Linked DNA regions of Mus musculus: all the other regions are linked to region 1. The links are chromatin loops, found by intact Hi-C in ENCODE. Cell type or tissue: gastrocnemius. All regions are shown on one strand. Links, peaks and the distances in the headings refer to the core of each region. The heading gives the core; the rest is flanking DNA. Region 1 holds the start of Slx1b (SLX1 structure-specific endonuclease subunit homolog B (S. cerevisiae)). Region 2 overlaps Gm39087 (a long non-coding RNA gene). Region 3 has its middle 4.1 kb from the start of Sgf29.

What was found. A loop is a pair of places that touch in the nucleus more often than their neighbours do. Peaks named below come from ENCODE experiments on the same cell type or tissue, not always from the same donor. Only the 100,000 strongest peaks of a DNase experiment are listed, where the experiment ranks them.
Region 2: it touches region 1 in a loop (4-fold over the local background); 29 of 42 quality-filtered maps call a loop at or near these places.
Region 3: a loop joins it to region 1, with 8 times the contacts of the local background. A loop is called at or near these places in 32 of 42 quality-filtered maps.

The regions. Positions count from the first base shown.
Region 1 is chr7:126,689,323-126,697,407 of GRCm38, reverse strand. Slx1b (SLX1 structure-specific endonuclease subunit homolog B (S. cerevisiae)) reads left to right here and starts at 1,625. Exons shown (of 6, transcript NM_029420.4): 1 at 1,625-1,983; 2 at 4,604-4,655; 3 at 4,749-5,087; 4 at 5,353-5,480; 5 at 5,585-5,669; 6 at 5,753-8,085. The coding sequence starts at 1,805. The coding sequence ends at 5,782. Bola2 (bolA-like 2 (E. coli)) reads right to left here and starts at 1,408. Exons shown (of 3, transcript NM_175103.3): 1 at 1,309-1,408; 2 at 1,128-1,225; 3 at 715-853. The coding sequence starts at 1,371. The coding sequence ends at 754. It also overlaps a transcript of Sult1a1 not described here. In gastrocnemius, for the core only: a CTCF peak has its summit at 3,956 (motif pointing right); a DNase peak (open chromatin) is centred at 3,966; H3K4me3 peaks cover 735 bases; H3K27ac peaks cover 925 bases.
Region 2 is chr7:126,631,846-126,639,930 of GRCm38, reverse strand. Gm39087 (a long non-coding RNA gene) reads right to left here. Exons shown (of 3, transcript XR_869941.1): 2 at 5,148-5,233; 3 at 4,752-4,879. Among named protein-coding and RNA genes, the nearest start is that of Nupr1, 10 kb to the right of the region's middle. In gastrocnemius, for the core only: a CTCF peak has its summit at 2,602 (motif pointing right); a DNase peak (open chromatin) is centred at 2,597.
Region 3 is chr7:126,641,156-126,649,240 of GRCm38, reverse strand. It overlaps a transcript of Sgf29 not described here. Among named protein-coding and RNA genes, the nearest start is that of Sgf29, 4.1 kb to the left of the region's middle. In gastrocnemius, for the core only: CTCF peaks have their summits at 5,783 (motif pointing left) and 6,487 (motif pointing right); a DNase peak (open chromatin) is centred at 5,777; H3K4me3 peaks cover 232 bases; H3K27ac peaks cover 1,971 bases.

The DNA of each region.
Region 1 (8,085 bases), core at 2,322-6,321:
ACTGAAAATGTTCAGGAAATGATGCCAGGGACAGGGAAGACATGAACACTGACTACTATGATCCCAGCTTGACCAACCTCTGTGATGAAATCAAGAGAAGATGGAGACAGGAAACTGGGTGGCTGAGACAAGCCTTGACAATATGGGAAGGACTGGGCATTGTGCTGGACGTCTGTAGCCATAGCTGCATGGAAGACTAAGGCCAAAGGATCCCCTAAGCTCATGAATTTACAAGCAGCCTGGGAAACATATGGGGACCTGTCTGAAAGACAAAACCAAAGCAAAGATCCACAGTGGAGAGGAACTAGCTGTGGGAGAGCTGAACTGAACATCAGCGTGCATTGTGTCCATCCCTCCTCCTGAGTGTGTACGCCTGTGAAGAGACTGACAGAAATTCTGTATCTTGTCTCTGCTACTTCCAGGAACCTGGAGTGAGGGAACCTGGGAGAATGCTCAGGGTTTCTGAGGGCTGACAGAGCAGGAACACCCTGCTTTTTGAGGTCTGACCTTGGTGACAGTACAGACCACAGGGTTTGACAGTAAAGCCTTGGCAGACTTAAGAACCGAATCTTCATTGTTTAAGTTGGGACCTAGAGGGCTCAGGAAAGAAATCCATCCAAATTTGCTGAAACAATGGCTGGAGGAGAGTCAGGGAAAAGCCACATCCGTGACTTGGCCTCAGGGTCTTCAAACAGCACACTGAGACCAGCTGGGCCAGGTTTAAATTTTAATGACTGTTCAGGCCTAGGCCCCTCATTCACGCCGCTGTCGGGTCCACTGCTCTGGGGTCAGAGTTTTCTGCTCAAAGGCATGGATGTGCGGGAGCTCTTCGGCTAAGCACTCGTTCACCAGCCTGGAGCGAGAGAAGGGAATGGGAAATGAGCGGCCTCAGCTGGAGTGATGGGCTCCGAAGCTAGGGTGACCAAGGAGATCGGAGACGTCTCCAAGAAGTGGGGATTCAAGGAGAGGACAGGAATCCAATCACAAAGGCAGGAGCACCCTCGGGGCTATGGGTCACATCTCCGGGCTTTGGGAATGAGTTGGTCCCACCCATGGCGAGCGGATGCCCGGGCTGCCATCCGGAGCCTGAGGCTTGGCTGGGTGAGAGGCTGGCTCCCGGGGCTCACCGGTGTCTCTGGAGCAGTGGCTTTCCCTCGAACTTAGCCGACACCACCAGGACTCGGAAGCTGGTCGCGCAACGGTTCAGAGTCGTGTCCTCCACCTCCTAGCGGGCAGAAGACCCGGACGATGGAACACGCGCCCAGGAGTCCTTCCCCACCGCCCGCGACCTCTCAGCATCGCACTCACCACATGCTCTGCCTCCAGGTCCTGCCGCAGCTTCTCGCGGAGGTAATCGGCGCTGAGTTCCATAACCACAGCCCGGCGGGGCTACAGCCCAGCGTGCAAAGAACCTCGCCTCGGGTCCCGCCACCTCGCTTTCCGCCCTCACTGCAGCCACTTCCTCCACGCCGCTCACTTCCGCCCTTCCTAGGGCGGCTTCGAAGGCAGCACTTCCGCCTCCTGGCTCCCTTGAATTCCCAGCACTTGGGAGGTTTCCTCCCAACAGTTAGCCAATCCGAGCCGGACTGGAGGGCAGCCAGTCCTGCGGTTCCGCTTGCACACCCTCCTCCTGCCAGCAGGCGGCGCAGCAAGTCGCTCTGCCGGCTTTCCAGGAGTTTGCAGGACCATTCTCCCGTGCTTTTTCCTAAACCAAGGTTTTGCAGTCCTGGCTACCCAGCCCTTTCCGAGGTCCGAGGTCCCAGAAACCACCCCCAACTCTGGCCCTTCAACCCAGAAAGTCCGGATGGACCATGCAGCAAGACCCGGGCGCTTCTTCGGTGTCTACTTGCTCTACTGCCAGAACCCTCGGCATCGGGGCCGCGTTTACGTTGGATTCACTGTCAATCCTGCTCGTCGGGTCCGGCAACACAACGCGGGTCGCAAGAAAGGTGGAGCATGGCGGACCAGCGGGCGAGGACCCTGGTAAGAAGGCGCGGGTGTCTGGTCGGAAGGCTCCGCGTAGGAGGCGGGCCGCTAGGGCAAAGGAGTGACAGAGGCGGGACCGGTTTTTTTTTTTTTTTTTTTTTTAGATCTGGGGCGGTGCTGAGTCCCTGGCCTGCCACCAGAGCAAGCGTAGCAGCGAGGTGGCACCTTATGTATATCAACACTCTGCGATGGCTGGATTAAAATTTGTGATGCTTAATTGGATTACGAGTGCACAAGTTTAGGGCTGCTTTGTAACTCCACTACCAGGGTATCAGACGCCCTCTTCTAATCTCTGCACATACGTACCAAACATTCATGCACATAAATGGATTTAAGAAAAAAAAAAATCAGATACAAAAGCTATGCTATGCAATTAACCTAGGTCCTTATCTTAGGGTTACTATTTTTTAAAATAAAGATTTAAAGATCTATTTATTCATTTTATGTATATGAGTACAGTGTAGCTGCCTTTAGACACGCCAGAAGAGGGAATTGTATGCATCGCAGATGGTTGTGGGCCAGCACGTGGTGGCTGGGAGTTGAACTCATGACCTCTGGAAGAGCAGTCAGTGCTCTCAACCTCTGAGCCATCTCTGCAGCCCCCTAGGGTTACTATTGTTACTATTGTTACTATTGTTGTGATGAGTCACCAGGACCGAAAGCGTACTGGGGAGGAACGCGTTTATTTGGCTTACACTTCCATGTGAATGTGCTTTCATCTCCTCAGATGAAGGGGTGAGAGGAGAGCCGTACCCAAGCTGTGTGAATATATGGCTTGGGCTGAGCCAGAGCGTTTCTTTCTCTGTTCTAACTATCCCTAGGCCTACCCCTGGAAGCTTCTAACCTCTGTACAATCTATTCTTCCAAGATGGCTGATTCAATCCGGCTTCTCTCAGCTTTTGACTGAATTGCTCTGCTTGGCCTCATACTAGCCTTGACAATCTGTTCTAATCTTCTGGCTCCTTCTCATTCTCTGGCTCCTTTTGTCTTCACCGGTGTCTAGCTTGTTCTCTCTACAACCTGTCTCTGTAAAACTTCCCTGACCAAACTTCCATACACATACAGCCCTCCCTTCTCTCTGCTTTTTTTTTTTTTAAGAATTATTTTTTTATTTAATGTATATGAGTACACTGTTGTATCTTCAGACACACCAGAAGAGGGCATCAGATCCCATTACAGATGGTTGTGAGCCACCATGTGGTTTCTGGGATTTGAACTCAGGACCTCTGGAAGAGCAGTCGGGTGCTCTTACCCACTGAGCCATCTCACCAGCCCCCTCTCTCTGCTCTTAAGTAGCTTCTCTTTCCTGTGTTGTTTTCATGTAGGTTGGACATCTGCCCTTTAATTAGATGTCATTTTCAAACATGGCTGCGTCTACAAACTCACCTTACCTTCACTGTAGGGATGAAAGGGCGTGTCTGCGTTCCAGCAAATCATACTGTAGTCCAGGCCGTGTTGGCATTCCAGCCCCATCATATAGACCTGGGCCTTTGGATGTGATTCCTTACCAGAGCAGCCATGTTGCTGGATTAAAATTCCTCTATGTTTCCACTTCACGTTCATCGTTGGAGGAAGTCAGGACAGGAACTCAAACAAGAGCTGATGCAGAGGCGGTGGGACCCAAGGCCACCAACTCAGGGGCTGCACCACTCACAATGGCTGAGCCCTCCCACATCAGTTGTTAATCAGGAAAATGTTCTACAGGCTTGCATGTGTGTGTGTGTGTGTGTGTGTGTGTGTGTGTGTGTGTGTGTGTGTGTGTAGAGCCTGATCTTATGGAAGAATTTTCTCGATTGAGGTTCCCTCTTGTGTCAAGTTGACATAAAACTAGCCAGCACAGTGCCATCAACAGATGAGTGGGTGAAGAAAATGGGACATATACAAGATGCAGATTTTTAGGAACCTTTTATTTTTATGTGGTGTGTGTGTTTTAACTAAATCCTAAGTGCACTGAGCTCAGCAGTACTTGTAGAGGTCAGAAGAGGGCGCCAGACCCCTTGGAATGGGAGTTACAAACTGTTCTGAGCCCAGATGACTGAAGTGCCTCTCCTGCCATTGCAGTTTGATTCAGCCACAACGATGAGTAAAATTATACCAGTTATGAGAAAGTGGATGGAACTGGACATCATCATGTTAAGTGATATAACAGACAAATAGCTCAACTTTTCTCTCATTTGGAATTTAGAGAAAGTGGGAAGAGAACTATTTGGAATGAAAAAGACCAAAAAGAAGGGGGAGGGGTGATTATAATAAGTAATGTCAAAATATATTACACAGGTAGGAGAATATCAATGCAACCTATTATTCTGTACAGTTAATATACAGTAGCAAAATTTGTTTTAAAGACAGGGATCAGGAGATAGGGGCCCTGGTCAACAAGACTGGGGCTAGAGTACAACTTCCAAAGGAGAGGAATCAGGGACGGGGTGAGGAGCCTGAGACTGGCAGATACAGGGTCTTACGCCTCCGTGAAAGATTCAAGTTCTAATGGCCGGGTGTGAAGCGGTGTGGTTGTGCTCTCAGTGTGAACTGGAGCACGGGCCTGGTGGAGGGATTCAGTTTCTATCAGGGTCGAGGTGGGTTGGGGACTCACTGGCCGTGCCCCTCTCCTTCCAAGGGACATGGTGCTGATCATACACGGTTTCCCGTCTGCTGTGGCCGCCCTTCGGGTAAGAAAGGTGTAAGGGCGGGCTAGACTGGTTTATCTAGAGGACCTTACCCAGGACCACCCTGACCTTGTCTTGGGTCGTCCCCTTCTATAGTTTGAATGGGCCTGGCAACATCCTCAAGCTTCACGCCGCCTGACGCACGTGGGGCCGCGCCTGCGCAGCGAGGCTGCCTTTGCCTTCCACTTGCGCGTTCTGGCGCACATGCTTCGAGTTCCTCCGTGGGTGCGCCTTCCTCTAACACTGCGTTGGCTGCGACCTGACTTCCGCCATGAACTCTGTCCAGCGCCACCGGCACACATGCCCATTGCCTTTGGACCACCTCCACCCCAGCCCTTAGTCCCAAAACGACCAGCTGTAAGCGAGGCTGACAGCGAGCGACAGCTGGATCTAGGTACCAAGGCCAGATGCAGTCTGTGTGCGCGTCTGCTGCAGGTAAGGGCACATCGGGGCGGAGACCTGGGACTTTGCCCACCCTGACACATGTCTAATGAGGAGGGCAGTTCTTTCCGAACCTATAGTACCAGCCAGAGGCTGTTCGAGCCTCCGAAAGGACAACCAGCCATCCTGTGAGATCTTCCCTGGTCTCCTTCTGAAGTCACAGCTCTTTCGTGTGCTTCCTGCTTTTTCCCTGTCACTTTTGTGCCTCTGCATGCAGTGTGTTGCTCTCAAGTTACTTCTCATCTGCCATGTTTGACAGGATGAAGAGGGCCCCTTGTGCTGCCCCCACCCTGGTTGTCCCCTAAGGGCCCATATCATCTGCTTGGCAGAGGAGTTCCTGCAGGAAGAGCCCGGGCAGCTTCTGCCCCTAGAGGGACATTGTCCTAGGTGAGTCCTAGTCCTCTTCCCAGCCTGGGGAGAAGGTGCCCACGTGCCAGCCCTGGCTCCCTGAATCCTCACTCTGGCATCTCCACCAACTGCACCTTTGGCAGCTGCAAGAAATCACTACTTTGGGGAAACCTGGTTGGGCAGTGCCACGCGGACACAGAGGAGGAAGAGGATTTGGAGTTAGAGGAGGTGAGAAGTGACTCTGCCCAAACCCCCCCCCCCCCCCCCCCGGTTTTCCTAGACTACCTCTGACCCACTCTTTGCCCTTACAGGAACACTGGACAGACTTGCTGGAGACTTGATCCTAAGTGTCCCCCTGTACCTTTCCTGCTTCTCTCTTCAGTAACTGGCAGCTTTTACTTGAGCACCACACAAAGGCTGGGATAAGGGTACCTTCTGATGTTTTCTCAGAGCTGGGCGGGAAAGGAAGGCGTGAAGTGGAGGCTTTGGCCTAACCATGTGGCCTTGCTTCCTCCCTTACCTTTCTCAGAGGTAACAGCTACTGTCTTCAGTTGCTTTCCCATGGCGATGATTAATGTTGGGACCAGCAACTTGGGGGAGGAGGGGGCTTGTCCCATGTTACACTTCCAGTCCATCAGCGAGGGAAGGTTGGGTGGGAACTCAAAGCAGGAACCTAGAAACCATGCAGGGGGTTGCCTATTGGCGCCATCTCTCTGGCTGGTGCTTCATTCAATCAACACTTATATGACCCAGAACCCCCTGCCTAGGGGTGGCACTGTCCACAGTGGGCTGGGCCTTCTCACATCAATCAGCAATAAAGAAAATGCCCGCACAGATGTGCCCACAGGCAAGTCTGGCTGAGACAGTTTCCCGGTTGAGGAGCCCTCCGAAAATGCAGGGCTGGGTGAAGTTGACAACTGAAACCAAACAAGATAATAATTAGAGGCTCAGAGGGTAGCACCTGTGACTTGGAGCCTCAGTTGGGAGCACAAAGGTCCTTGTGTTCACACATAAGCACCAGGCATCCCTTGGAAAGCTACCAAACTTTTCGACTGGACTCTACCCCCAAGAGTCCATTGATGGGGGCTGGAGAGCCAGCTCAGAGGTTAAGTGGCTGTTCTTGCAGAGGACTCAAATTCAATTCCCAACACCACATGGTCTCTCACAACCACCTACAACTCCAATTCCAAGGGATCCAATGGCATCTTCTGGCTTCTGAGGGACCAGGCAGACTGGTGGTTTACAATGCAGGCAAAACACTCACATAAATAAAATAATAAAGTTAAATTAAAAACAAAAGTTCTAGCCGGGCGTGGTGGCGCACGCCTTTAATCCCAGCACTCGGGAGGCAGAGGCAGGCGGATTTCTGAGTTCGAGGCCAGCCTGGTCTACAAAGTGAGCTCCAGGACAGCCAGGGCTATACAGAGAAACCCTGTCTCGAAAAACCAAAAAAAAAAACCAAAAAAAAAAAAAAAAAAAAAAAAAAAAAAAAAAAAAAAAAAAAACAAAAGTTCTTTAATGGTCTGAATACCTGTGGGATACTGAGAACATAGGATGTTCTACAGGTGAGCTACTGTACAGCCACACGGGTGATCACTGCCCTGAAGACAGACCTGCCTTCCAGGCAGCTACCACTAGCTGGCTCTGTGAGCTCCAGCAGAGTGCTCTTCCCCCAAAGCCTCCTGGTCTTTCTCTTGAAGCCAAGAGCACCTCAAATGGTAGTGGTGTGCTTCTAATGGAGGTGGCTGGCTGTTTCTGCAACATGGAGCTGGGGTGGGGCATCCCAGTGTCAAAGACTGCAGAGGGGATTGCTGCACTGCACAGCTTGCAAGCCTTTCCTGATGACCAGGAGAGTTCCATAACCAGGTCTGTAGTTCCCACCTTGGCAGACACAGCCAAGCCCTCAGCCCCAGTCACTTCCCACTCCCTGCTCTCCAGGTACCACCCGGGTCAGTGAGATACTTGGCATGGTCTATCAGGATGCTGACCTAGAGAAATGTCTCTAGGCTTCCATCTGGTTTCAGGTTCCCTTCCTAGAGCTCAGAAGCCCTGGTGACCCCCTCATGTATGTGAAGAAATAGTAGGAAAATGACCAGGGTCTTGAAGCTCTGGAAAGCACTCCAGCCCTGAGGTTCCTCAAAACTCACTGGCCTGTGTCTCTGGTCCCCCAGAGTTCGCTGGATGAAGGTCAAGGTGAGAGCCAGGGCAGTGCTAGCCAATCCTGGATAGACCCTTGGTCCTGTGCTGCTGAGGTCTCTGCTGTCTCATGGAGTAAGAGGCCATCTGCCTGTCAGTGTTGTGGGGTTCAGGATGGAGATCTGAGAGAAGGGGAGTCACAGAAAAAGGCGCTCACAGAACATGGAAGAGAGCTGGCTAGACCCAGATCTGCCTTGTTCTAGTACAGGTATGGTGGCCCCTCAGGGGACCAACCTGATCTAGTTGTTTGTATAGGTGGCTTGTCCTTGCTGTAAATAAAATAGAACTCCAGGTGCATTCTGACTCTTGGCTTCAGGCCACAATATGTGTGTGTGTATGTGTGTGTGTGTGTGTTTGGTTGTACTGAGGCAGGACATCACAGTGAAAGTTCATGGGGAACAGTAAGGAATGAGACCCCCCAGAATGCCATCCATACATGAGTCATGAG
Region 2 (8,085 bases), core at 125-4,124, 55 kb after region 1:
GGTTACACAGAAGATGCCAGGCAAGCATACGCTATGTTGCAAGACTGTCTCAAACATTGGGTGGGAAATAAAAATGTTGTACTGGAATGCAAAGACTTATGTTCACTCCTTAGCACAGTGGGCCTGGGGTTGGGAGTGGAGGTGTTACAGAGAAAGCGCACTGAGACATTCCAGAGCTGCTTTACAGAACCCCTCCTGTTGCTGAGTTCCACAGCAAAAGCTTTGCTCACAGCATCACTCTGCTTTCCTCTTACCGGGAAACGTCCTTACGCCTGAAGGCTGTGGGCATCTCTCAGTCTCTCCCTCACCATGACCACACAACACTCATTTCATCATATATGGCCTCCCTTGGCAGGCTGGTAGAGGAGAGTAATTTTAATTTAATGAGGTTGGAGCCTGGTGCACAGACAAAAGTCACATTATAACCAGAAGGTGTCATAGTATGCATGGAATCCAAGGACAGAAGGAAGGGGTGAAACAAGGAATTCATGACAGTTGCCTTATGTCTGCTTCTCCTTTACAAACTTGGACAAAGTCTGCAACCAACAATACATAGTGGAGAAAATAAACTTCTCCATAACCCAGCCTAGGCTATAGCCACTATAGAGAGTCTGGTATATAGTTTACCGCCTCTCCTTTTCATGCTCAGTAAATGAAAAAAACATTTTTTTTGTATAAAAACAAAACAAAACATTTCAAAGCCAGGTGTGGTGTCACATGCCCAGAATCAACCCCAACACTCTGGAAGCTAAGACAAGAAGATCAGAGTTCAAGTCAGCCTGGGCTACAAATCAAGACTGTTCAAAGACACAGACAGACAGACAGGTCTATGGAAGCCTGCTGGGTGTGTTGGGTAGTGTTTAGGACCAGGGTGTGGAGGCAGTGTTTAGGACAGGTTCCTCAATGCTACCCTGGGCATCCCTACCCTCCAGAAACACACCCTGGCAAAGCCGCTGCATTGTTAGCTTTTCCAAGAAGCCTTCACAAAAAAAATTAGCAGTGCCATGCTACCCACATACCTCTTGCCCTGGCACTGAGCACTTAAGTCTCCTCCAAGATGGGGCATGGTGGCACAGGACTGTAATCTCAGCATGCAGGAAGCCAAGGAGGATAGCCATTTAGAAGACAGGTTCAGTCTGGACATGGAGGTACATGCATTTAATTGTAGCACTCTGTAGCTAAAGGCAGAACAGTGCTCTGTAAGTTCCAGGCCAGCCTGGTCTACACAGTGAGTTTCAGGACAGCCAGACCTATATAATGGAGAGATGGTTTCTGAGAGGTATCGCACTGTATCTGTTTCTCAGTCCCCAAAGTGTAATCTAAAATCTAAATATAACCAAAAACTGCAGTGTCTTTCTGCCCATGTAAAACTAGTAGAACTAATTGCTCAGAAATGTAACTTGGCGTGGGAACCCGAGAATCCACCCTCAGAGGAATGCCTATGTAAGATTACAGCCTGATAAGCTATGGTGGATTTCTTTTTTTGTTTGTTTGGTTTGGTTTGGTTTTGGTTTTTGGTTTTTCAAGACAGGGTTTCTCTGTGTAGTCCTAGCTGTCCTGGAACTCACTCTGTAGACCAGGCTGGCCTTGAACTCAGAAATCCTCCTGTCTCTGTCTCCCGAGTTCTGGGATTAAAGGCATGTGCCACCACGCCCAGCCTATGGTGGATTTCTGTTTGTGGCTCACATCCCATAGCATTAGCCTGGCCCCAGATCATGATTTTATTAGAGTTCTCCTTATTAATCTCTAAGTGCATTGGAGTGATTTCTCACCTTAAAGTTGGCTACAGCTGGACATGGCTATAAAGCTGGAGCCAGATAGCATCATTTTAGGGAAATGAATATAATGTTCTCTCCTTTTCTTTTCTTTTCTTTTCTTTTCTTTCCTTTCATTCTTTCTTTCCCACAATTTATCTTATTTTTGTATGGGCATAATGGCATATACTTTTAATCCCCACAGAGGTAGGTGAGTTTCTGTGAGCTCAAGGCTAGCCTGGTCTACATAGTGAGTTCCAGACCAGCCAGGGCTTCAGAGTGAAACCTGCCCCATACAAAAGCAGAAAGAGGGGGGCTGGACAGATGGTTCAACTGTTAGACCATTTACTGCTCTTGCAGAGGACCCAGGTCCAGTCCATATAGCACCCACATCGCAGCTCACAACTATCCGTGACTCCAGTTCTAGGAGACCAATGCCCTGTTATGATTTCCTCAGGGACCAGGCACACACAATAAACATACACATATACAAAACTCCATAAAGCCAGAGTAACTGGCCATTGTGAGCTCTGAGAACCAAATTTGGGTTCTCAGAGCAACATGTACTCTGAGAGCCAGCCATCTCTCCTGCCTTTTGAGACAAGATCTCACCATGTAATTCATACTGGCTTCAAACTCGCCATCCTCCTGCCTCCACCTATAACGAATGCTGGGCGATCTGTTTTTTATTTTCCACCCCTATGCATGATTTTGAATCACCATGATTTGAAACACCACCATGTTTAGGTGTTTTTATTTATGTGTATGTGTGTGTGTTCCCTGGGGGGCCATGTAGGTACATGCATGAACCAGAACCAGGGGAAGTGTGATTGCAGATACCCTAGGAGGCCAGAAGAGGGCACAAGATGCCCTGGAACTGGAATTTCAGGTAGTGGTTCACTGCCTGAAATAAGTGTAGGACCTGAACTCTCCCTTGGAAGATCTTAACTTCTTAGCGATTGCTCTAGTCCTGGGGTCCCATTTTTTATTACTATGTAGATATGTACATTTTATTATGTGTATGTGTATGTATGTGTGTATATATAGATATTAAGGTCTATGGGAGCAGTTTGCCCTGGCAGAGAGCAAGAGAGCATACAGATCTTGTAGTGTCACTACTGAGCATTGAGAGCAGCTCCAGGCTGATTAGATCAGACTTATTAAATTCTTGCCAGGTGTGTGGTGACACAGGCCTGCAATACCAGTTTCTTCAGAGTCTGAGCCAAGTAGATCACCTGAGCCTAGAGATTCAAGGCCAACCTGGACAACATAGAGATATCCTGTTTCAAAATCAAACAAGGTTAAGTGCCTTATAAACAGCAACCTCTTTATTGACTGTAGCAGGCACCTGACACTGTTCCCACGTAGCCACAGTGTTTCTACAGGGAACAGACTTGATGAATACAAACATTTTTAGCTCAAGTAAAAGTCTATGCTATGAAGGAACTACTTCTCTAAAAATCATAACATTTAAAATAGAGGGCTTGCAAATCTCAGTATCTACTCCTGCGTAAGAGCCTGCATGTGCTGATCCTTGTCAGTGAGAGGAGAGAGATAGTACTTTTGTTATTGGTTATTGGGTTATTTATTATGTGAGTGTATGTGTAGTGTGTGTGTGTGTCAGGGGGTTTCAGGTCACAGTACACACATGTGGAGGACAGAGGACAAATTGCAGGAGCTGGTCCTTGCCCTCCACCTGAGATGGGTCCTGAGAATGGAAGTTAGGCTCTTAGGTTGGTGGCCCAGCACTTAGTTGTTGAGCCAACTTGCTGGCCTGGGCATGCATTCATTCATTCATTCATTCATTCATTAGACCTGGCTGGTCTCAAACTCCCAGAGATCCATCTGATTCTATCTGTGAGTGAAGGGATTGAATGTGTGCATCAGCATGCTCAGCCTACTTTTGTGTTTCTGAGACAGGGTTTTGTTAAGTTGACCAGGCTGGCCTTGAACTCATGATCTTTGTGCTTCAGCTTCCTGAGAGCTGGAATTACAGGTGTGTACCACTATAGTGAACTTGACAGGCTGAGTTTTTAGAGCTTCCCTGAACTGAGATTTCTGAGATTGGGTTATTGCCTCTGAATCCAGGATTAGAATTCCCTATACTAGGCTTCTTTGATTAACTAAACTCTTCTTAATTTCCTGAGACACTTCCTGGATGTTGTGGTCCAGCTGACTTGCACTGTCATTTTTTCCATGGCCTTCTCTGGGACAGGTGTATATCAAGCAGCCCATTACTCACTGTGCTGTGTGGTAATTTCCTCCCCGGACACTGTTCCCACCATCCAGTCTAGAAGCTCCTAGAGTACAAGGTACTGAGAGTTGCCCATTTTTTCTTTTTTGTTTTTGGTTTGTTTTCATATCCTCAGCACCAAGCAAGGGTCTTGCAATAGCCCATGCCCAAACACTCAAGCAGTAGAGAATGCCTCTCTGGATCTTATTTTCTTTTTCTGTGTCTTGCAGATCTAGACATTGACATCTGGTCTTCTCAAAGCTAAGGGCAGGCATGCTCTGGCCTTGAACTCCATGCTCAGCCCTAGTCCTTCCTTTCTTCTTCTTCTTCTGTTAAATGGGGTTTGATTTCTTTGTCTGATAAATGAGGCTGGGAGGGAGGGAGAGATGATGACTCAGCAGTTCAGAGCTCTTACTCTTTCAGAGGACCCAGGTTTGATTCCAGCACCCACCTGGTGGTTCACAATTGCCCACAATTCCAGGGTGCACATGATACAGACAAAATTCAAGCAAAATAGTCACACACACACATAAAATACACTAAATAAATCTTTTCTGAAAAGACTAAAAGGGAATTGTGATTGCTGGTCTCTTGGGCTACAGCCAGGAGCTGCATGTTTATTCTGTATTCTTCTAGTTTGTTGCTCTATTTGCCCACTATTTTTTTAGTTACCAGGAAAAATGTATGATAGCTATATTTTGCTGAAATATGTATAACGCATAGGCACTTGTTCTTAAATTTCATGCAAATAGTATTACCTGGTTGGTTGGTTGATTTGAGAAAGCCTTGATAATCATGTAGCCCACTCTGGCCTGGAACTTGCTATGTAGCTGTTGTGTCTGTCATTGTCCCAGCCAAGCAACTGCAGTCTTGAGGAGTTCAACTGTACCCCCTTGCAAGAAAAAAAAAAGTATCCTAAGCTGGGCTTTCTTGACTCTGTACACCTCCTCATGAAGGAGTGAGGAGGCTTGTGAGACCCTCACCTGTTCCTCCAGGTAATAAAACCCCAGTCCCTGTTGTTTGCAAGTCTGCCTTAATTGCACATGACCTGGGAGGAGGCTAGAGTATATAGGCCAGGGGAGCACAGAGGAAGGGGAGCCCATCCTTGTGGGATGGGTAGGAGAAGGAGCATCTATGCCCAGGTAGGTAACACCCCTTACCTCTCTGCTCTGGAAGGAAGCCCAAGAAATGCATTGTTTCCCTAGGGTGAGCTTTGGCAGAACCACGCCTTCCTTTGATGGGGGACCTTAAAAGAAGAAGTAGACTTTGTGTTTATGTCTCCAGGGAAGGAATTTTAACCAAAGTAGCTGGGATAAGCTTGAACTCAGGTGTGAACTACCACACCCAGTTTATGAAGTTCTGGAGATAGAACCAAGAGCTTCAGGTATGCGGGGCAGGAGCTCAGCCAAGTAAACTGCATCCACAGCCCTCGCCTCTTTACTTGCTGTGAGAAACTCTGCACGTAGAACAGAGTATCAGGGAGGTTTGTACAATTCGGGATCTCACCAGGATCCCCTAAGCACGTGTTAACAGCAGCATCCAGTCTCAGAACCAAGAGAAATTAATTCCCAGTGCAGCCCTGGGTTTAAGGGTTTTATGGACCAGGCACAAGCTGTAATTACTGGGCTGTGCTAGGTATTCCTGGCAACCACCTGGAAAGTTATAAAGGTGTAATGAGTGATAAATAGCAATCTCCCTCCCCCCAAACAAAACAAAATCCCAGAATGGACTACCTGGAGGCCACAGGATGTGGAAACTTAACTCTTCATTTCCCAATGAGTCACTTTTGAATTCCTACTGATCTGAGTGGAGTTTAAAATTTTTCCACAAATCCTTTTCTCAGGTTTCTATTCTTTCACCCAGCACCTACCCCTTTCTCCCTTCCCCTAGTGTTTACATTTCCTTTCTTTTATTCCTGCAAGTTCCCAGCCAGAAACCCTTACCCTTACTCCATCATCACAGAGTCTCCTAGGATCTTGGAGGTCCTCTGTGAGGTCTGCCTCTTCAGAGCAGAACATCTAAAAGTTGGACACACAATCCTGAGGCACCTTGTCAGAGTTTGTGTGTTTTGGGTTGTCATTTGCTGAGCTGGGTGTTCAAGACATGGAGATTAAGCAAATTGCCTGCCCTAGTGAATAACAATACTATCTTCAAGGCGCTGTGCTAATAAGCTCCCCTCACCCCCCAGTTTTTTCTTCTTAAGACGGAGTCTTAGCTGGGTGTAACGGCCTGTAATCCTAGCACAGAGGCGGTAGCAGAATCAGGAGTCCTAGATCGGCCTACGATACATAGTAACCCGAGTCTTAAAAGAAAAGAAAGCATGCTGAGTATGGTGGTGTATACCTTTAGTCCCAGCACCCCAGCACTATGGAAGTAGAAACAGTCAGATCTCTGTGAGTTTGAGGCCAGCCTGATCTATATAGTGGGTTTCAAGATAGTAAGGGATATGTAGAGAGAACTTGTTTCATATACATACCCACAAGCAAAGCCAGGCTAGGTGGTGACTGCCTTAAATGCCCCAGCACTCAGTGTTAGCTCAGGCTTAATGAGATGATGTGAAAATAAAAAGGGAGAGAAGGATGAGGAATGGGAGCTTCCCTTGCCAAGGAGACGCAGATCTGTTCCCTGCAGTCTCATGGTAAATAAAACTGAGGTTTGGTTTGGCTTTTCGAGACAGGGTTTCTCTGTGTAGCCCTGGCTGTCCTGGAACTCACTTTGTAGACCAGGCTGTCCTCAAACTCAGAAATCTGCCTGCCTCTGCCTCCCGAGTGCTGGGATTAAAGGCGTGCGCCACCACGCCCGGCACAACTAAGCTTAAGAGAGGTGGACTTCCTTGTCAGGCAGCTGTACTCATCAGAAGCTCAGGCCAGAGTTGCTCAGATCACCTGAGGCTCTTTGTTTCATGGACTCCTCACTCCAGGAAGCAGAGGATCTCTGTGACTTTAAAGCAGGTGTGAGACAAACCAGGAGCTATATTGTTATACATTGTTATTAAGTCTCCATTCCTTACAAGAATAAGTTTCTCTTTCCTAAACCTAAAGTATCCTGCAAACTGTTTTCAATCTACCCTGAACCGGGCCCACTCTTTTGTCTTGATAAACCCCTGAGCCTGTGATAAGTGATCACCCTTTTGCTTTATGAAAGTGTGTCTTCCCAGGTACCTGATGGCTCCCCTTTGACATAATGTGTTCTTGCTCTTATTTTTATTGCCTCCTTTCTAGCAGCCAGTAACCACAGCTGTTTCCTATTACACTTATCTACCCCAAGGCAGCCTTGAGCCCTGAGTGCCCCCATTCTCTGTCCAGTGCTAACAGCCATTATCTTTACCGCTGTCTTTTCTTTTCCTTTTCTTTTGTTGCCCCCCCCCCCCATTTTGTTTTGCTGGCCTTAAATTCAGAGACCTGCCTGTCTCTGCCTCTCATTATAGGCATGAGCCACCACTGCCCAGCATGGACAGCTGTGTCTATCAACCCTAACCCATTCCTCATAAAAGGGTTCCCAAAAGCCAGTGAGGGGCTGTTCTCTGAAACCCCAACTTAGGGTAAGGCAGCCATCTGGCCAGTCCCTTGTGCACTTCTCAATAAAGCTCTCTTAATCAGACAGTTGTGGAAATGGTTTTTTTCTCAGATCTAACACCAGTTGGTTCTACACAGTGAATTCCGTGCCAGCCAGGGCTACAAAGTGAGACTTTGTCTCAAAGCAAAAGAAAGAGAAAGAAAAAATAATGTGGAGAGGAGGAGACAAGATCTTGCTGTGTGTTCTAGGCCAGCCTCAAACTTGTGATCCCCTTCTTCAGCCTTCCAAACAGCTGAGATCACAGGCATGCACCACAGCACCAAACTAAGAGTTCTGCCCCTTGGAAGTTAGAGGGAGGGAGTATATATGCATGTGCATATGCATGTGTATGTTCAAGAGCGCCTTGGGGGCAGAGGGTTGGGGAAGAGGCACACAAGTATTTCACAGAGCTCGTATATAGGTTAGAAGACAATCTATGGGAATTGGTTTTCTCCTTCTGCCACGTGGGTCTTGGTAACTGACCTCAGATCCTCAGGGCTGACAGCAAGTGTTTTGATGTGATGAGCCATCTCATGAGCCCCA
Region 3 (8,085 bases), core at 3,683-7,682, 50 kb after region 1:
TCGACACCTGTGCTTTGATGTACTTAATCATGATTTAATAGATCAGAGTCAAAGGAACAGAAAAGCATGCGTGAAGCCTCGCTTCGCATGTGAAAGGTGATGGGAGCGGATCCTCTGCACCAGAAGAAAACAACAACAAAACCACATCAGATTGTTGGGGATGAGGAGGGAGGGCCCCAGGACGCAGATGAGAACTCTGTACTTTAAGCTGAAATTTGCCGTGAATTTAAAATGTATCTGAAAATATTTTTAAATTCCAAATAAGCAGTTTTAGGTTTAGTACTTGTATTTTACAGAATCTTCCCAGCAAATAAAAGATTTGGACATGCAAACATTTAGCTACATCTTTGGATACCTACCCTGTGGATGCCTGCCCAGTTAGTGCAGTGGTAGGACACTTGCTTAGCATGGTCCCGGGCTCAGTCCCTAGGGACTGCTCCCACCCTAACTATCCTAATATTTCGTACATAACACCTAAAAAAATCAATATGGTTTGGTGGTTAAGAGCAAGTACTGCTCAATCGTGAAGACCAGAATTAGAATGCCAGCACTTGGGTCAGCTGGCTCAGACTGCCTGTAACTCCAGCTCCAAGGGATCTAATGCCCTCTTTTGGCCTCTGAGGGCACTGCACAGGTGCACATACACATATACATACGCCTGGACATAGAATAAAAATATTTTTGAAAATCTTTTAAAGTTTATAATTACATATTGTTATTCTCTGATAGAATTACAAATGCTATAAGGTCAAGATCATTAGACATTCCCAGTACATAGCACTGTGCCTGGCATACAACAAGCTATCAGATATTTTTCTATTAGGAAACCTTACATTTTAACACTGAAACTATTTTAGCCCCTAGACTAGCAAAGAAATTAATGTATATATATATATATATATATATATATATATATATATATATATATATATATATATGTGTGTGTGTGTGTGTGTGTGTGTGTATACATATATATATATATGTGTGTGTGTGTGTGTGTGTGTGTGTGTGTATGTATATGAATGAGTCTGGGGAGATGCCGAGCAATCAAAAACATGTACTGCTTTTGCAAAGAGCCCGTGTTCAGTTCCCAGTGCCTACAGTAGTGGCTTATAACGATCTGCAATTCCAGCCCCAAGGGTACTGATGTGCTGTCCTCTGGCACCTGCACTCACGTGCACATACCCACACGGAGACACATACTTTTTACAGTTTGAAAAAATAATTTTCTTTCATTGAATCTGTATGTCTAGTCAGTTGTCCTGGTTAATTTTAACAACTTGACAGGGCCTAGAGCCACTGGACAATGCAGTCTTCACTGAGGAATTTCCCAGACAGACCTAGCTATAGGGAATTGTCTAATGGATTATATAGGATTATAGGAGTGCACTACCACGTTACCATGTTAATTCATACAGAAGGCCCAGCCACTGTAGGTAGCACCGTTCTCTGGGAAGGTGATCTTGGACTACATGGAAAAGCTAGTGGCATTTAGAAGACAGAGACAGGTAGATGTCTATGAATGAGGCTAGCTTGTTCTATATAGGGAGTTCAAGACACCAGTGAGACTAGTCTAGGAAGAAAGAAAGAGAGAAAGAAAGAAAAAGGAAGGAAGGAAAGAAGCTAGCCAGGCATGGTGGCACATGCCTTTGATTCCAGTGCTCAGGAAGGAGAGGTGGATTTCTATGACTTTGAGGCCAGCCTGGTCTACAACTCGAGTCCAGGACAGCCAAGGCTATCACACAGAGAAACAGTGTCTTGTTGTTGTTGTTACAAGTGGCAGGGGGCATCAAGACAGGGTTTCTCAGTGTAGTCTTGCCTGTCCTGGAACTCACTCTGCAGACCAGGCTATCCTTGAACACATAGAGATCCACCTGCCTCTGCCTCCCAAGTGCTGGGATTAAAGGTGTCCATCACCACTTGTAGTTCTTATCAAGGTGCAGTGAATGGCTCTATCACCCATCCTGTTTCAGTTCTACATCTGTGAGTTTGGGAAAATCATATTATGAAGAATTCCAGAGTCAAGTGTGATAGCTCACTCCCCAGCACTCAAGAGGCAGAGGCAGGAGGATATCTGTGAGTTTGAGGCCAGCCTGGTTATTCAGAGAGCTCCAGGACACCCTGGATATCCTAGAAAAGCAGGATACACTGGCTCAAACAATTACACAGTTTTTACGGTTTGGTATAGCAGGCCTTTCCACCTGCCAGTGGTATAAGTAATAACACAGAGGCTTTTTAATATTTTAAAGTTTAGGCCTTTTAGCTAGAGCAGTCCTCCAGCAAGCCATGTAGTTTATTTAACCCTACTAACCCTGGAACTCTGTCCTGACACCTGGCTAGCTCTGCCTCTCTGTTCTACTCTGATTTGTCCATTTACCTTTGTATACCTCTCGATTCTCAATTCTTTTCTCAGTGCCTCTGTGTCTGTCTCTGCCTCTGTCTGTCCCTCCCTCTCCCCACCCCTCCCTCTCTCTCTTTTTCTCTCTCAGAAGTTTCACCCTTTGCTTCCTGCCAGCAATTGGCCTGCCATCAGCTCTTTATTACAGGCAATAAGATTCAATCTAGATTGTCCGTAGCTACTGAGGAAGGATGAATATTTATAAAATATGAGGACTGTAATGGGCCATAGAAGTAACAATACCAAGATAGTGTCAGGGTTTAGCTCTCTTCAGGTACAACATCAACAATTGAATATTCAGAGGCACATCTTCACACAACGTGCCCTAACAGTTTCATTTGTTGTTTGTTTGTGTTTTGTTTTGTTTTGAAACAAAATTTCACTATGTAGTCTTGATTGGCCTGGACCTTGATCTGTAGATCAGGCTGGCCTTGAACTCAGAGACTTGCCTTTCTCTGCTACCTCCCTGTTTTGTTGCTTGAGGCAGGTGGGCCTTGCACTGGTGATCCCACTGCCTCTGCCTCCCCGTGCTGGGATAACAAACCTAGGGCACCATGCCCTCCTACAGATTTTCCATTTGCCAAGAGCAAAGCAACTGTCTTTCCTGAGTGTTAAATATGGACATAGCTGCTCATCCTGAGACATTTAGGGTTCATAATTGTGTTTTTTGTTACTTTTCCTGGTGCTGTGATTTAAAATATCCTTTAAAAGGTGATGTAAGGAAGAAAGTTTTATTGCGTTTAGTGTTTGGTCAGGACTGATCAAGGTGATGTGAAAAGAGACCTTCCTGCAAAGAAGCAGATTGCCTTTCATTAGCACGATGGAGGCAGCAGCAGTCTTGAGAGTGGAGATTGCACAGAAGCACAGGGGACTTGGGAGTTTCAGAAATGTTGGTACATGATTTCATATGCAGATTTCCCACCTATGTTGGCCTTCCTGTTTACTGGCTCGGAACTTCCTGCGGAAGCTATCTGCTGTCAACTTTTGGGTCAAGAATTTCTTAGCTCCCCTGAGGCTTTAAGTCATTAGCCATTAGCTACAGTTGGGGAAGTCCGAGCAGCAGGAGCCAGGGTCACAAGAACCTGGGTTAAGAAGCAGAGTTGCTTGCTGGTGTCATTAACCCTTCACTCTGGAGGCAGGGGCTCTCTGTAACTTTAAAGCCAGTGTGTAGCAAACCAGAAGCTACATTGCTATTAAGGAGCCACATTGTTATACATTGTTACTAAGTCTCCATACCTTACAAAAATAAGTTTCCATTTCCTAAACCTAAGTATCCTGCAAACTGATAGGTTATTTCTCCACCTCAGAATGTATGGATTATATTGGCAGGAGCCTCTGGGTCCCTGGGCTGGAAAGTTCAAGGTTAGGGGCAGAGACTGAGGGATGCTGGGAAAACCTGGAGGCCAGATCTGCTTTGATATGTAAAATATGCTCCTCCAATCTCTTTTCCCAGGTCAAAACCAAGCCATAATTTTCAACCTACCCTGAACCTGTAACCCCATGATGTGTGCCCACGCCTTTTTCTTGATAAACTCCTGAGCCTGTGATATGTGATCATCCTTTTGCTTTACTAAAGTGTGTCTTCCCAGGTACCTTGATGGCTCCCCTTTGACATAATGTGTTCTTGCTCTTATTTTTATTGCTTCCATTCTAGCAGCCTCATATCCTGACAGCTGTTTCCTGTCACAATTATCTACCCCAAGGCAGCCTTGAGCCCTGAGTGCCCCCATTCTCTGCCCAGTGCTAACAGCCAATTATCAAATTGCTAATTATCTAGCTGTTAATTAATAATTATCTAGCAGCTGTTTTTTTTTATCAACCCAATAAAAAGCCAGGGAGGGGCTTCTATCTGAAATACTGATTTGTGGTGAGGCAGCTGTCTGGTGGATCCCTTGTGCCTTTAATTCCTGATTTTCTATATATGTTAATGGTTTTGTTTGTTTGTTTGTTTGTTTTTATTATTGTTTTATTTAATCCTTATTGTTCACATCTGTAGTCCCAGCTACTTCTGAGGAAGAGGCAGGAGGATTATTTGTTTCTGTTTTTGTTTTTTGTTTGTTTTTAAAGATTTATTTATTTATTTATTATATGTAAGTACACTGTAGCTGTCTTCAGACACTCCACAAGAAGGTGTCAGATCTCATTACGGATGGTTGTGAGCCACCATGTGGTTACAGGGATTTGAACTCAGGACCTTCAGAAGAGCAGTCAGTGCTCTTAACCGCTGAGCTATTTCTCCAGCCCCCGGGAGGATCATTTGTACCTAGGGGTTAAAGGCCAGCTTAGAGGAAAGAGGTCAAGGAAGAGGGAGGAAGCAGTGTGTGTGTGTGGTTATAGAGTTTTCCTCCTCATGTGTCTCAAGACAGACAAACAAACTGGGCATGGTAGTGCATGTCCTTAGTCCCATAATCTGGGAGGCAGAAGCAGAAGGAACTCTGAGTTTGAGGTCAGCCTATCTACATAGCAAACTCCAGTACAGTCAGGACAATAGAGATCCTGTCACAAAACAACACAAAATACCATCCTATCCTCGGTTTTCATTTTGTTGCCTCTCACTTGACATGCTATCCAGAGCCAGAGCCTGGAGTTTGTCCTTAACATCCCCATTTCCCTCCAACCTTACAGTCAGCACACCAAGGGCCTGTAAAATAAAAACATGTTTGTCTGTCAGGCTTCTGGCCCTGCTGGAAATGCTTTGCATGTCTATTCAGTTGTAGAGCACAATTCTTCTACTTTCCATATCCATGGAGTCCACTGGCCTCTGCTGTTGCAACGACAGATTTTTCTAATGTCTCCAGCCTGGTGTGGTGGATGGAGCATACCTCTAATTCCAACACTCAGGAGTCTGCGCTGAGAGTCTGAGGAAGAGCAAGATGGTGCAGCAGGTACAGGCACTTGTCACCAAGTCTGACTGTGAGGCTTCGAGCTCTAGAACCCATATGGTGGAAAGAGAAGTCCAGCTCCTCCAAGATGTCCTCTGAGCTCCACACTCATGTCACAGCAGACATGCGTCTGTGCGTGCACACAATAAATAAACGTGACATGTGATAAAACTTGAACTAAGGCTGGGAGTGGGGGCACATACGTTAGTCCCTCAACTTAGAAGGCAGAGGCAGGCAGTTCTAGACCAGCCAAGGCCACATAGCCAGACCCTATCTTTGAAACACACACACACACACTAACTAGAAGAAGATGTTGTCCACCATAACAACTGCAGCACTCAAGTGCCTACATGCACAATATACACAAAGTAAAAATATATCACAAAATAATTTTTTAAAAATGTATTCTTAGAGGGTTAGAGAGATGGCTCTGGCTGCTCTTCCAGATATCCTGTGTTTAATTCCCAACAACCACATGGTGGCTCATAACCATCTGTAATGGGATCTGGTGCCCTCTTCTGGGCTGCAGGCATACATGCAGGCAGAATGTTGTATACATAATAAATAATCTAAAAAATTTTTAGGGCTGGTGAGATGGCTCAGTGGTTAAGAGCACCGACTGCTCTTCTGAAGGTCCTGAGTTCAAATCCCAGCAACCACATGGTGGCTCACAACCATCCGTAACAAGATCTGACACCCTCTTCCGGAGTGTCTGAAGACAGCTACAGTGTACACACATATAATAAAATAAAATAAATCTTTAAAAAAAAAAAAAAAGAATTTTTATTCTCCTTTCATATATCCCCACCGAAGTTTCCCTTCCCTCTTCGTCAGTCACAGTGATGCCTGTGTGGCATTCATCAGCCAGAGCGATGGAGCTGTGCTGAGATCACAGGAGAACCCGTGGGAGCAGAACCTCACTACCTTGTGGGTATTCAGATCAAATTTAGGTCAGCAGTCTTGGTAACAAATGTTCTACCTTCTACTCAATCTTGCTGATCCCATTATCTGGTTTTGATTAGTAAGACTGGCCTGGAATTCCAGGGCTAGAACCATCCTCCAACCTCAGACTCCTGAATAGCTGGGGTAGGGTGTAGAGGGTCACACCCAAGATTCCCAATTTGGGGATATATGAAAGAACAATAAAAATTTTTTAGATTATTTATTATGTATACAACATTCTGCCTGCATGTATTCCTGCAGCCCAGAAGAGGGCACCAGATTAACCCAGGTTGCTTGTTTGTTTAAGGCAAGGTCACTCTATATAGTCCTGGAGTTAAATATATAGTCCAGGTTGGTCTCAAACTCCTTCCACCTTTGCCTCCCCCGTGCTGGGACTAGCATGCACCAGCACACCTGGCTTCCTTATGTCTTTTTCATTTCTTTTGTTTCTAAACCTGTCCTTGTGTCTATATTTTTAAACTTTATTTTTAATTTTTATCTTATTTTATGTGTATGGGTATTTTGCCTTCACGTATGCCTATGTACTGCCACTCACATGCCTGGAGCCTACACAGGGCAGAAGTTGTCAGATCCTCTAGAATTGGAGTTATGTATGACTGTGAGCCACCACCTGAGTACTGGCATCAAACCTGGGCTGTCTGAAGAGTGCCCTTAGCCACCGAGTCATCTCTCCAGCCCTGTGACTTACAATTACTGTCATTTGTGTCTTAGAACAATTATTGCCATCCTTTTTTTTTTTTTTTTCTGTATTTTTAAGACAGATGAGCTAGGTAGTCCAGGCTGGCTTTGAATTTGCATTCTTTCTGCCTCCTGAATGCTGCTGTCACTGGCCTGTGCCACCAAGCTTAGTTTTGAAGTTATTTGGACCCCTGATAAAGGATAATTGTATCCAACTTTTGGAGGTCACACACACTGCCATGTTGAGCAACCTCATGCCTGTTCCCTTGTGGCCTGTAAGATTTCTCTAGAACGTATATCTACTAGTAAGAGAGAACAATAAGATCTTCAATAGTCTCAGAGTCTATCTCACCAGAGTGGTCTTTTTGAAATGCAGGAGTGTTCATGTCCTAGTATCCCTATTTCCTGTTCCACTTCCTTCTCTCCCAACCCAACCCTGATCCACATTAGCAGCTGCTCCAAGCAGCACACCAGCAGATTGGCTCTTCTTCAGCACTCCCCTCCCACAGAGCTTCTGTAAAGGCTCAGAGAGCATTTCTCTCCCTCCCTCTTTTCTTCTTCTTCTTCTTCTTTTTTTTTTTAAGATTTATTTATTTATTTATTTATTTATTTAATGTAAGTACACTGTAGCTGTCTTCAGACACTTGTTAAGGATGGTTGTGAGCCACCATGTGGTTGCTGAGATTTGAACTCAGGACCTTCTGAAGAGCAGTCAATGCTCTTAACCACTGAGCCATCTCTCCAGCCCCCCCCTTCTTTTCTTCTTATTCCTTCTCCTCAGCCCCCTTCTCCCTCTCCTCCTTTTTCTATGACTCATTTATTTTTAAATTTTTGTTTGTTTGTTTGTTTGTTGTTTTCAAGACAGGGTTTCTCTGTATAGCCCTGGCTGTCATGGAACTCACTCTGTAGACCAGGCTGGCCTCGAACTCAGAAATCCACCTGCCTCTGCCTCCCAAGTGCTGGGATTAAAGGCGTGTGCCACCACTGCCTGGCATTTTTTTTTTAATTTTTATGCACATGAGTAAACACATGTATGCACTCGTACATAGTTGAACAGCACCCAGAAGAGCACTTTGGATCATCTGGACCTGGAATTACAGATGGTTGTAAGTTGTCATATAGGTGCTGGGAACCCAAGCCAGGTTCTCTGAAAAAGCAGAGGAT